3 separate regions of the Homo sapiens genome follow, and regions 1 and 3 are each linked to region 2. A link is a contact called in ENCODE Hi-C or POLR2A ChIA-PET data. All regions are on one chromosome and are shown on one strand. The core of a region is the stretch at or near the end of the contact, and the rest is flanking DNA. Distances in the headings are between cores, read along the strand shown. Region 1 has its middle 28 kb from the start of ATG16L1. Region 2 holds the start of EIF4E2 (eukaryotic translation initiation factor 4E family member 2). Region 3 overlaps INPP5D (inositol polyphosphate-5-phosphatase D).

Region 1 (4,291 bases), core at 586-3,085, 670 kb after region 2:
TCTACCTCTTCAGTCCACTGACTCAAATGCTAATCTCCTTTGGCAGCACCCTCACAGACACATCCAGGAACAATACTTTGCATCCTTCAATCTAATCAAGTTGACACAGCTGAAATGAGCCACTACCACTCAGGATCTATAAGATACAAGCCTGAGGCAAGCAAGGAGCAATGACAGTAAACAGCACAGACTGCAGACAGGGCTGCAAGTACTGACTTCACATCAACGAGAACCCAGTGGAAGCTGAGAGAGTGCCCATTTTTAGCACAAAATTTTTAAACCTAGATGAAAACTTAGAGAAGTAAATAATTCCTGCCAAAGTCTCACCTATAAGTTATCTGAAGTTAGTTATCTATTAACTTTGTGACTGGACAAATTATTTAACATCTTAGAGAAGACAGAATTTGCGATTTGTGTTGATCCAGATTAATTGCCCTTAATAAGTCAATAATGTTCAGAAGAATGCAATAGAATTCTGAAAATCCATAATCTTTCTTAATGTCCAAACACCATTCAAAATTGTTTCATAACAAGAATCCACAAAACGTGACCCATCTCAAGAGAAAAAACAAACAGCCATGATCAACCCCATTCCAGATGCTGGAATTAGCAAAGATGTTGAAGCAGCTACTATAACTATACTCAGGGGCATAAAAGAAAATACTCTTTTTTTTTTTTTGAGACGGAGTCTCGCTCTGTCACCCAGGCTGGAGTGCAGTGGCGCAATCTTGGCTCACTGCAAGCTCCGCCTCTCGGGTTCACGCCATTCTCCTGTCTCAGCTTTCCCAATAGCTGGGACTACAGGCGCCCACCATCACGCCCGGCTAATTTTTTGTATTTTTAGTAGAGACGGAGTTTCACCGTGGTCTCGATCTCCTGACCTCATGATCCGCCTGCCTCGACCTCCCAAAGTGCTGGGATTACAGGCGTGAGCCACCGCACCCTGCCAAGAAAATAGTCTTGAAACAAGCAAAATGATATAAATCTCAAGAGAGAAATAGACATTTTAAAAAGTCAACCCAGAATTCTAGTACCAGTGATGATCTCCTTAAGAATGAAGTGAAAACATCTTCAGATTAAAGAAAACTGACAGAATTTGTTGCTATCAGATCTACTATAAACAATCCTAAAGGAATTTCTTCAGGCTGATAGGATATGATAATAGGGGAAAACTCAGATCTTCAGGAAGGAATGGAAAGGATTGAAAATGGTAAATACATGGGTAAATATAAAAGACTTTTTATCTTAATTTTCTTAATTTCTTTAAAATATAACTGTGTGAAGAAATGATTATAACATTTTCTTATAGAGTTTAGAATGATACCAATGTAATACTTACGACAATTGAAGCGGGGAGACTGGTAAATGGAGCTATACGATTGCAAGATTTACACGTATTTTTTGTTGTTTTTTTGTTTTTTTGTTTTTGAGATGGAGTCTTGCTCTGTCGCCCAGGCTCCTGGAGTGCAGTGGCACGATCTTGGCTCACTGCAACCTCCACCTCCCTGGTTCAAGTGATTCTCCTGCCTCAGCCTCCCCAGTAGCTGGGACTACAGCCATGCATCACCATGCCCAGCTAATTTTTGTATTTCTAGTAGAGATGGGGTTTCACCATGTTGGCCAGGCTGATCTCGAACTCCTGACCTCAAGTGATCCTCCCGCCTCAGCCTCCCAAAATGCTAGGATTATAAGTGTGAGCCACCGTGCCCAGCCAAGATTTATACATTTTACATAAAATGGTACAATATTAACTCTAAATAGACTGATATATATATTTAAATCTCTAGAGCAACCACTCAAAGGGGATTTTGGGGGGAGCTATGCGTCTTTCAGTAGCTTCTAGTTTCACATCCGTATTTCTAGTCTGACCGTTTTCTGTCCCATGCTAGACCCTGCCCTGATTCCTTTACTCCCTAAAATACCACCAACGAAAGGCTATGTGTAAGGCAGACTTCACTGAAAGTGGGGGGCAATGGATGATTCATCACAGACCACACAGTCAACAACGTACAAACAACAATTAGAAATCTTTTTCTTTTCCTTTTTTTTTTAAGAGACAGAGTCAGCTGTGTGCCGTGGCTCACACCTGTAATCCCAGCACTTTGGGAGGCCAAAGCAGGCATATCAATTGAGCCCAGGAGTTCAAGAGAAGCCTGGGCAACATGGCAAAACCCTGTCTCTACAAAAACCACACAAAAAAAATTAGCTGAGCATGGTGGCACGTGCTTGTTGTTCCAGCTACTCAGGAGGCTGAGCTGGGAGGATCACCTGAGCCCAGGGAGGTCGAGGTTGCAGTGAGCTATGATCACACCACTGCCCCCAGTCTGGATGGCAGTGAGACCCTGTCTCAAAGCAAATAATAATAATAATAATAAAGACAGGGTCTCACTGTCACTCAGGCTGGAGGGTAGTTGTGCGATCATAGCTCACTGCAGCCTCAAACTCCTGGGGTCAAATGATTCTTCTCCCTCAGCCTCCCAAGTAGCAAGGACTACAGGCATGCTACCATACCCAGCTAAAGAAATCTTTGTTTTTAGAATTCTTCAGTCACCGGGCCATCAGAAATTTCTCTCTGATCTACTTTATTTGAGCTCCCCCGCTACCTTGCCCCTTGCATTTGCCCCTCTCTCTTAAGAACTTTCCACAATCTTCTTACCTGTCCTCTTGAGCAACATGACTTTCTGTCTATTCAAAGCCCATCCTGGCCATGCTTTGGTGCTGGGGAGGTGCCACTGCTTTACAACAGCCATGGCCCTTAAGATGCTCTGCTGTAAAAAGACAGTTTTCTCTCTGAAAAATTCCACTACCAGCTTTCAAACCCATTTTTCTTTCCTCCTACATAGATATACCACCAAGCTATCTCTGTCTCCCTTCTCTATTAAACAGAGCAAATGAGCTCAGATCCAAACTTGTCCACTCATCCAAGCCAAACAAGAGCCTTGGAGGCATCCAAACCCACCCTCAATGGCTACTGTCATACAAGTGTGCCTCCTGGAGTCCCACACCCCACCTCAAGTGGCTTATGTGTTCACCCAAAATATATATTTATTAAGCATCTCCTACACAGTGCTTGTCATAATATTATATATATAACTCTCCCTAAGAAGGATTTTTTTTTTTTTTTGAGACAGAGTCTCACTCTGTTGCTCAGGCTGGAGGGCAGTGGCGTGATCACAGCTCACTACAGTCTCATCTTCTGGGCTCAAGTGATCCTCCCACTTTAGCCTCCCAAGTAGCTGGGACTACAGACTCACGCCAACACACTTGGCTGAGTTTTTTGTAGTTTTCGTAGAGACAGGGTCTTGCTATGTTGCCCAGGTTTGTCTTGAACTCCTGACCTCAAGCAATCTGCCCGTCTTGGCCTCTCAAAGTACTGGGATTACAGGAATGAGCCACTGCGCTTGGCTGTTTTTATTTTTATTTTTAAACGTTAGACTAAGATGGATTTTTCTGAAAGCCACTAAGAGGACAAAAAATACCATTTCCAAATCATCTCCTTGTCACTGATTAACACCGGGCCCCTTTAAGGCTAGTTTAAGAAACCCAAGCTGATTGTAAAAGCTTTGTGCCAGTCACCTATTGCTGCATAACAAACAGCTCCAAAACTTAAAACAATGACAACACTTACTTTGCTCACAAATCTGTAACTTGGGCAGGGCTTGTTGGGGACAGCTTGTATCAGCTGCACTCAGCATCACTGGGTGTGCTTGAAAGTTGGGGGCTGGAACCATCTGAAGCTTCATTCACTCCCAAGTCTGGTGGTTAATGATGGCGTCATTGGGGACCTCAGTTGAGCTGGGCTGTGCCTGGAGCACCAATGACATTGATGTATGGTTTTCCTGGATGACTCTCTGGCTTCTTCACAACACCCTTGGCTGGGTTCTAAGAGCCAGGGGGGAGAGAGAGAGAGAGAGAAAAATGAGAGAGAGAGAGAGACAGAGAGATAGAAAGAGAAATGAGAGAGAGAGAGAGAGAGAGAAATGAGAGAGAGAGAGAGAGAGAGACAGAGAGAGATAGAGAGACAGAGAAATGAGAGAGAGAGAGAATGAGAAAATGAGAGAGTGCACCAGCTGGAAGCCATATCACCTCTTATGACCTAGCCTCTGAAGTTGTGCTGAATCATTTCTGCTGCTTTCTACTTGAAGCAAGCCCACATTCAAGGGTGAGGGAATTAGACTCCACCTTTTGATGGGTGAAATGTCGAAGACCTTGCAGGTATGTTTTAAAATCCCACAGCCTTAAAGAGAAATGTTGATCATAACGGAAGGTTTTCCTGATGGGCAGTAATGAG
Region 2 (3,843 bases), core at 138-2,637:
TTCCAATAGAAGGCTGTTTCATCTACATTGAAAATCTGTTGTTTAGTGTAGCCACCTTCGTCAATGATCTTAGCTAAAGCTTCTGGATAACTTGCTGCAGCTTCTACATCAGCACTTGCTGCTTCACCTTGTGCTTTTATGTTATGGAAATGGCTTCTTTCCTTAAACCTCATGAACCAACCTCTGCTAGCTTCAAACTTTTCTTCTGCAGCTTCCACACCTCTCTCAGCTTTCATAGAGTTGAAGAGAGTTAGGGCTTTGTTCTGGATTAGGCTTTGGCTTAAGGGAATGTTGCGGCTGGTCTGATCTTCTATCCAGACCACTAAAACCTTCTCCATATCAGCAATAAGGCTGTTTCGCTTTCTTATCATTCGTGTGTTCATTGGAGTAGCACTTTTAACTTCCTTCAAGAACTTTTCCTTTGCATTTACAACTTGGCTAACTGTTTGCCGCAGGAGGCCTAGCCTTCGGCCTATCTCGGCTTTTGACATACCTTCCTCACTCAGTTTAATCATTTCTAGTTTTTGATTTAAAGTGAGAGATGTGCGACTCTTCCTTTCACTTGAGCACTTAGAGGCCATTGCAGAGTCATTAATTCGCCTAATCTCAATATTGTTGTGTCTCAGGGAATAGGGAGGCCCAAGAAGAGGGAGAGAGATGGGGAACGGTCTGTGGGTGGAGCGGTCAGAACACACACAACATTAAGTTCCACGTCTTATAAAAGACGCTGTATGTGGCACCCCAAAACAATGACAATAGCAACATCAAAGATCACTGATCATAGATCACCATAACAGACACAGAAATCATGAAAAAGTTTTAAATATTTTGAGAATTACCAAAATGTAACACAGAGACACCAAGTGAGCACATGCTGTTGGAAAAATGGCGCTGATACAATTGCTGGACTCAGGGCTGCCACAAACCCTCCATTTGTTTTCAGAATGCCCTATCTGCGAAGCGTAATAAAACGAGGTATGCCATAGTACAGTGGCGCCGCGACCGACAAAGGAAAGCCTCCGGGAGGTCAAAAGAGATACCAGAGAGTGCGTCCCGCACTGGAGGAAGAGGAAGGTTTTTACCAAGCAGCGAGTCCAGAGCCCGCGCCGTCAACGACGCGGTGCTGCCTTTTTTCCGAGCCGCTGCGGGAGGGGGCCAGGACACGCTCCCTTAGGAGAGCGGGCGGGTCACAAGGACCTGGACAGAGGCAGAACTGAGGCCAGCAGCCAGCTCCGCCGCTGAGTCCAGCCCTCTGCGCAGCCGCCCTGAGCTGGCGTCCCGAGATAGCCGCTTCCAAACCGGGCCTGCGCGCCGACGTTCCGCTGCGCCCCGCGCAAAACCGGAAGTACCCGGGCCCAAGGCTGAGGGACCCGGTGGAGCGGAAGTCACTCCCTGAGGCAGTGGCGACAGCGGCGGCGAGAGGATGAACAACAAGTTCGACGCGTGAGTGGCTCGTGGCCGCCCCCGGGGCCCCTTCCCCGAACAGTTCCCCCGCGCCCGCCCCCGCTGGGGCTGGGGCGGCGCAAACCCTGCGGCACCGGCTTCCCTGCTGGGATCCGGCTGCGGCCGGACCTGGCCTGGACTGGCGGGGAGGAGGGGGCTGGGGAGCAATGGATACCGGAGTCCCGGAGACCCCAGGGCCGTCCGAACCGAGGGCGAAGAGCTGGGCCCGGGGGAGGGGTGGCTGTGCCGCCCGGTAGGGGGAGATTTTCGGACGCCCCGCCCTGGTGGATGCGGATTGCCTGCGACGTGGAGGGGTGGGGACCTCGGCGGTTTGGGTGTTTCCGCAGTCTGGCAGCGCTGCCTCTGAATCCAGCTTTCCCCACACACTCCCTCTCCCCTCTGAGCCTCAGTTTTCTCATCTGCAGAGTGGGGACGGTAACACCCTTTGTCGTAGAGTTTGGAGGATGCAATGAGGTAATGTGGTTGCTGCCCTCGACGCGGTGGAAGGCTGGCTTAGGAATTATCTTCCTGAGACTCTTCCTACTTTCTTTCTCCTCCCCTTCCCGTTCCCGTCTTCCAACACACTCGCCAAGACCTAAGTATACTTGTTGCCCTCTCCTGCCCGCTCCGGTTTCTAGTTTCAGCATCAAACAGTTTGGAGGTACAGAGAGAAAATGCAGAAGTATCTTTACTTATCCCCCTCCAAGGATTGTATCTTGAGGTAGAATATGTTCCTTCCTCTCTTCTAGTAGTCTAGTAAATCGACTGTCTCTTCATCCGAAAACCTGGATTTCTAGTCCCAGATTCACCACTTACCATCTGTTTGACTGTAGAAAAGTTACCCAGCCTCTAAGCCATTGTTGCTCAAACCACATTAGTGGCTAGGACCCTGCTGCCACGCCGGGGTGTGATAAGGGTCAGATCACACTCAGCGATGCTTAAAGATGCTTGTGAACATTGCTAACTATTGCGATATAAACGTAAAGTGGAATTACTATTAGTTTAGGTTGTGACCTGGTGCTTTTGATGGGAAATTGGGGTGTTTCCAATACAGAGAGTACTGTGCAAATTCAGGGAATACTGGATTTCCAACACTCCAGGCAGGTAGGTCCTCAGGAATGTTTTCTGGTTGCTGAGAGGTCTCTGCTACTTGAGAAAGTCTTTGCCCGACCTCTTCTCTATCCTGCTGTTTAACTGAGCCTGTCCCTCTACGAACCTCTCCCCCGCTGCCGCCCCATTTCATCTCTATTGTAAACCCTGCAACAACTAGCTCCAGATCCAAATCCTGCCTCAGTGGAGCTTTCTGGAACCCTTATACCCCTTCCTCCACTGATTTGAACAAATCAAATGTCATCCTAAGAAGACATCTTATGGGTCATCTAGCTCAAGCCTACCCAAATCATTTGGGAGTCTGCAGTAAGAATGGTAATAATGGACTTCCACAGGGATCTTGCTAGGTATTTTTCATATATATATATATTTTTTGAGACAGGGTCTCGCTGTGTCACCCTGGCTGGAGTGCAGTGGTGTCATCACAGCTCACTGCCCACTCAACCTCCCGGGCACCAGCAATCCTCCCATCTCAGCCTCCAGAGTAGCCGGACTACAGGCATGTGCCACCCTACCTTGCTAATTTTTTTGTATTTTTTGTAGAGACGGGGTTTCGCCATGTTGCCCAGGCCGATCTCGAACTCGGGCTCAAGAGATCCACCCACCTTGCCTCCTAAAGTGCTGGGATTACAGGCATGAGCCACCACCCCCAGCCTCATATGTTATTTCTACTCTAACAATTCTGTGAAGGGGATCTTGTTGTCTCCTTTTACAGATGAGGAAAGTGAGACTCTGAGGTTAACTAATTCCCGACACAAAGGAAGGGCTATCCCAGGTTTGTTGTGTAACCTTGGTTCAAGCACCTCTTGAGAAAAATTAAACTTGCCCTCTTTTTTTTTCTTACCTCTTCTACGATTGAAGAACCTGGGTCATTTTAATTACTTTGAATTATTAACTATTGTATTGAGCCAGAATCTTTTAACATCTGCCCTCTAGCATTGCAGGAAAAAAAAAGAAAAACAAGCTTTCTTTCATTTGAAATTAGCAGTTGAAAACAGCACTCCTGCCCCTAGTTTTATTTTTTTATGTTGTTTTTCATTCAGAAATTCTGCGGTGTTTAGGCCATTGCTGCATATTTGGAGTCTTTACCACATTGCTCTCTCTAGTAATCTGCACTTTTTACCACATTGCTCTTAAGGACATGTTCCAGTTTGCCAGAATCCTTCCAGATGTCCAGTGGCTGGAGCTGAGTACAGTAGTATATAATCTAATGGGCTCATATTAAAGATTAGCTCTAATCTCCGTTACTGTATGGACTCAACTTCTCTGAATGAAACCTTTGATTGTAAT
Region 3 (4,275 bases), core at 618-3,117, 530 kb after region 2:
GCCTGGCTGAGCCTGGCTTCCTCCCAGGTGTCCATGGGGTGGCTTAGCTGGTAAACTGGGGCCCTCCAAGTGACCCTGCTCTGTGACATGACGGAGTTGCATGCCACAGGCTATTTGTGGTCCATAGGTGTGAAGAGGAAACGAAGGTGAAGCAGACTGTCCAGAGATGAAGGGAAAGGAGGGGCTGTGGCTTGGCCGACTGTTGTCTTCAGTCTCTCAAAGGAGAGAGAGGAAGTGGCTCAGGAGGGAGAGAAGGGAGGTGAACTTACAGGAGAACAGACCGTGTTTTCTGAGGGGCTGCGAGACTAGCACAAAACAGTGCCTTTCCATTTGTAGAACTCTGTTCTGTCCGAGGCTGGTGCTCACTGCATCTGATTTCACCAAGCAAAGTCAAAATGTGCAAAACTTGCAGTTCATTTTTTAATATTTTTTATTTTTGAGACAGAGTTTCACTCTTGTCACCCAGGCTGGAGTGCAGTGGCGCCATGTCGGCTCCCTGCAACCTCCACCTCCCAGGTTCAAGTGATTCCCCTGCCTCAGTCTCCCTAGTAGCTGGGATTATAGGTGCCCGCCACCATGCCCGGCTGATTTTTGTATTTTTGGTACAGATGGGGTTTCTCCATGTTGGCCAGGCTGGTCTTAAACTCCTGACAGCGAATGATCTGCCCACCTCGGCCTCCCAAAGTTCTGGGATTATAGGCATGAGCCACCCCGCCAGGCTGCAGTTAAATTTAAAAACAAAAATCAGCTGCACCCGTCCAAGCCCGGGAAGGCCACCCTAAGCACGGTTTACTAAAGCCTTTGTTTCGCCACAAAATGTGACAACTGAGTGTGTGGAAGCCAGGAAAGCTATTGTTATCTGGCTACATGAAGAGCACATGGAGGTGGCAAGAAGGAAGGAGACAAAGTTTCCACATCCCGGGTGTGTGTGTGTGTGTGTGTGTGTGCACGTGACAGAGAGAGAGAGAGAGAGATGCTCAGTTCTCAGGGACTAGAGTAAGAGGCACAGCAGTGCATCCACGTCCCAAGCAGAGTAGCCGGGGTCGACAAAGGTTTGGATATCATGTCATGGAAGAGCAATGACGGCGTTGGAGGAGTTTGTTTGAAAAGAAAGTGGAAGTGGGAGGGGAGAGGCAGGGTACACTCTTCAGTTTCAAAGCTTGAAGGGAATGATTCATTTTGTGCTAACTAGGATGCAGTAGTAGACAGGGAGCTGGACTCAAGGTGTGGGGAGACCACAGGCAAGTCCCTGGAGGCAAAAATCCTCCAGAAGTTGTCAAGAGGGAGAGCGTGGTGAGCAGAACGCCCCTCAGGAAGACAGCTTATGAGGATGGAAGGAATTGCTTCGAGGAGCGATGTGATTGAGAGAGGCCCAAGGGGCATGTGTGATGCAGCCCGGTCCAGGGGCATTTGCTGCGAGGCCTCCTTAGGAGATGCGAGTTTAGGCTCAAGCAGAACCACTCCCTGCGTAGTTAGGCTGGCATTGCTGCCGGCTGCCTCATCCTCCTGCCCCTGAGTCCACTGCAGCCTCTAAGGCACATCTGCTGAAGGCTTTCCACTGGCCTAGGGCGCCCGCAGGTTTGGCCTGGTTCTTAGCAGTCACCAGGAGCAGATGTTGGCACACCTAGTACGAGAAGGTCCTTTCCAGCGCTTGGCAGCTATTTGCCATGGGAATGTCTGTCTCTGACAGGGGCTCTTCACCATGTGTGGGATGTGAGCAGCGGAGGGGAGCCCTGTCTGGGGCAGGCAGTTGGCCTCAATGACCTCTACCATTTTTTTCAAGTCTAGGAGGGCATGAGCTTTTCTGGCAGAGTTGGCATCTGTGATAGGTGGTTTGCTGAGAGGAGTCGGCAAACTCTCTTAAGTTAAAAGTTGGTCGATGCTTTTGATCTTTTTTCCCTTTGTGGTTTCTTCTCTTCCTTCAAAGTGAAGAAAACTTTAAGTATGACTGGAAAAGACATGACTCTGTGGCTTCTAGTAGAGTCGGCACCCGCCGCCTGTAAATGTGTAGACTGCGTCTCCGGTTTGCCCCTCTCTGTCACCATCATACTCTTGCTACTGTGACATCTTGTGACCCTGGGAACTGCTGATGAAATCCGGGGCCTCATCAGGCTACTGGGCAGGGGGTGGTGGTGGTGCAGGGAACAGAAACTCGCCTTGGCTGACTCTGTAAGGGGTAAGGGGTGGGCAGCCTTTGTGGAGATGTGCAGAGCCAGGAAGGAGAAGGCCGCCCTAGGGCCTTGGAACCAGAAGAGCATGGGGTCTGCACGCAGCTTCTCCCATGGATCAGCTCTTCTCTGTGGGGCCGCTCTTCCCAGCCAGCAGCCTCCCTTCTCAGTCCCCAGTCCTAAGAAGGAGTCTGATGGCTCAGCCTCCACGGCTTTCTCCGCATGAGCCACTCAGGGGCTGCCAGTCTGTGTATGAATCGGCTGTCTTGGAGCAGGTACCCCCCTCTGCCTCTCAGAGATGGGGACAGAGTCGTGGGGGCAGCGTGCCTCCTTAAGGTCTCCGCTTAGCCAGGACAGTGGGCGGGCAGCTTTCAGAGAAGATGGGCGGCTCTGCTGGACTTCTCTGCTCCTGACCCCGGCACTAGATCTGTGACCTCCGCAGTAGCTGACATGGTACAGGGAGCTGTGGACCTAGGTGGTCTGAAGAGGTTTTCCTTCAAGGTGAATTAAAGGGGAATTCTCATAGGATTCTCCCAGGTGGACTCACCTTCGAAAATCTACCTCCAAGAGTAAATGACAGCAGACGTCCACTGAGGACCAAGTGCACACTCATGCCCAATTAAGCAGACTCAGAGCCCTTCGGGGAAGCTTTAGCAGTTATTGATCTCTGCCTATTTTAACTCAAGTTCCTCTTTTCATGTTGAGGCAAAACCTCACAGTCTTTTCTGAGCTTAGCCACAGTTTCTAAATAACTCATTCCTGACACCTGAGCCTGTTCAGTGCCACCAGAATACGAGGCTCCCCAAAATAAGAATCTGGCCTGAAATTTTGCCAAGTGAAGCACCGAAAGGCTTTCATTGTTTCTTAGTTTAGTAACTTTAGCTCTTTTCCTGGGGACTTCTGTTCTCTTGTCAACACCAAAGATCTCATCTTTGTTCTTTGCAGACCAACTTCATGGAGTTGGCCCACGTGTCATAGCCCATGACAGCCCTGTATCAATCAGGGAGAGGAGCTGCCTCACCTGGGGGACTCTTTTCTCTCACTCCATCTTTCACAGACTTAAAAAAAATCCGAGATGGGAGGGCAGGATGCAAACTGTAACTTCATCCAACCCCCTCGTTCTAAATATGAGTGTTGCTGAGAACTGCGGAAGTTGGAACTCACAGCCAGGCCTCCCGGCCTCCCCGGCTAAGCTTTCTTCCTTCCAATCCAGAAGGTGTTTCCAAGCCTGTCTGGAGTCCCCTGGGGAAGGATGAGCCCAGGACTCTGCCCAGAGGGACAGGGAGACAGGGCAATGTGGCCTCTCAGAGAGCTTGGCCTCTTGCCCTTCACATGGTTATAGATAATATTTGATCCCAGGTGGCATCTGTCCCTTGTGGTAAATCAGTGAGGTGCCCCTAGAATGAAAGCAGACTCCATTCCCGGCTGGGATCTGGGTTCAAGTCCAATTTGGTCAGCGATGTGGCCTTGGGCAAGGACTGCCAAGAAACTGCTGGAAAGTAGAGATCACACACATACCTCCCAGCACAAGGAAGCTGCTGGGGAGGAGGGTGGAGACAGCAGGGAGCTGGAGGTGCTTTAGAGCATTCTAGGCAGTGCTGGGAGTGGTGGGGAAGGAGGGGTAAATTTTGGAACTCCATCTCCCTCAGCTCTGCTCTTTGGGCTATGGGCTTCATGTCTTCAGGGACCTGAGTACGCTCTGGAACTGTTAAGCAGTTGTTCAACAGCTGCTGTGCCACTCAAACCCTGAGAACCTTCTGGACTCAGCTTGCACTGCTTTTCCTGGTTGGGGGAGGGTTGGGGCAGTGCTCTGAGCCCTGTGTGAGGCCAGACGAAGGCAGAACGGCTCAGCCCCGCAGGCCTGACTGTCCCACACCAAGAGAGTGGGTTTCTTGTAAAGCCAAAACTCCTTTCTTGACTTGGAAAGGGAAGTGACTCTCCCCTAAGAGAAGCGGTGCCTATCTTGAGCTGCTCGCTGCAGACTGAGCTGGGAGGCTGCTGCTGCCTTTGAAATGGCCCCTCTTTGGGAAAGTAAGGAAGAGTCTGAGGTCCTGCAAGCCGCCCTCATGGGCCAGCTCCAGGGTGGCCAGGGAGGCCTGGAGTGGCC

Evidence for each region. Hi-C counts contacts between places; a loop is a spot of excess contacts on that map. ChIA-PET counts read pairs that join two places held with the same protein, here RNA polymerase II (POLR2A). Pooled maps may share reads with other maps.
Region 1: a loop to region 2 is called in a pooled map, with 4 times the contacts of the local background. The contact joins the enhancer-like site here to the promoter of EIF4E2 in region 2. A Hi-C loop is called at or near these places in 2 of 50 pooled maps. POLR2A ChIA-PET finds 5 or more read pairs at or near these places in 3 of 52 experiments (H1, HEK293 and SK-N-SH).
Region 3: a loop to region 2 is called in a pooled map, with 6 times the contacts of the local background. The contact joins the enhancer-like site here to the promoter of EIF4E2 in region 2. A Hi-C loop is called at or near these places in 10 of 50 pooled maps. POLR2A ChIA-PET finds 5 or more read pairs at or near these places in 2 of 52 experiments (activated B cell and activated CD8-positive, alpha-beta T cell).

Annotation. Positions count from the first base shown.
Region 1 is chr2:233,221,841-233,226,131 of GRCh38, forward strand. No RefSeq gene overlaps it. Among named protein-coding and RNA genes, the nearest start is that of ATG16L1, 28 kb to the right of the region's middle. RefSeq lists a silencer at 1,458-1,609. Within about 2 kb of position 1,836, at least 2 of the 41 ENCODE cell types and tissues checked have a DNase peak (open chromatin) inside an H3K27ac peak, as active enhancers do.
Region 2 is chr2:232,549,302-232,553,144 of GRCh38, forward strand. It overlaps EIF4E2 (eukaryotic translation initiation factor 4E family member 2), which reads left to right and starts at 1,388. Exons shown (of 7, transcript NM_004846.4): 1 at 1,388-1,443. The coding sequence starts at 1,424. TIGD1 (tigger transposable element derived 1) reads right to left here and starts at 1,256. Exons shown (of 1, transcript NM_145702.4): 1 at 1-1,256. The coding sequence starts at 581. It overlaps MIR5001 (microRNA 5001), which reads right to left and starts at 1,272; the gene lies at 1,173-1,272. RefSeq lists a silencer at 1,399-1,768.
Region 3 is chr2:233,079,509-233,083,783 of GRCh38, forward strand. The region is part of intron 2 of INPP5D (inositol polyphosphate-5-phosphatase D); the gene reads left to right. Among named protein-coding and RNA genes, the nearest start is that of INPP5D, 21 kb to the left of the region's middle. RefSeq lists enhancers at 2,196-2,285, 2,796-2,945. Within about 2 kb of position 1,868, at least 12 of the 41 ENCODE cell types and tissues checked have a DNase peak (open chromatin) inside an H3K27ac peak, as active enhancers do.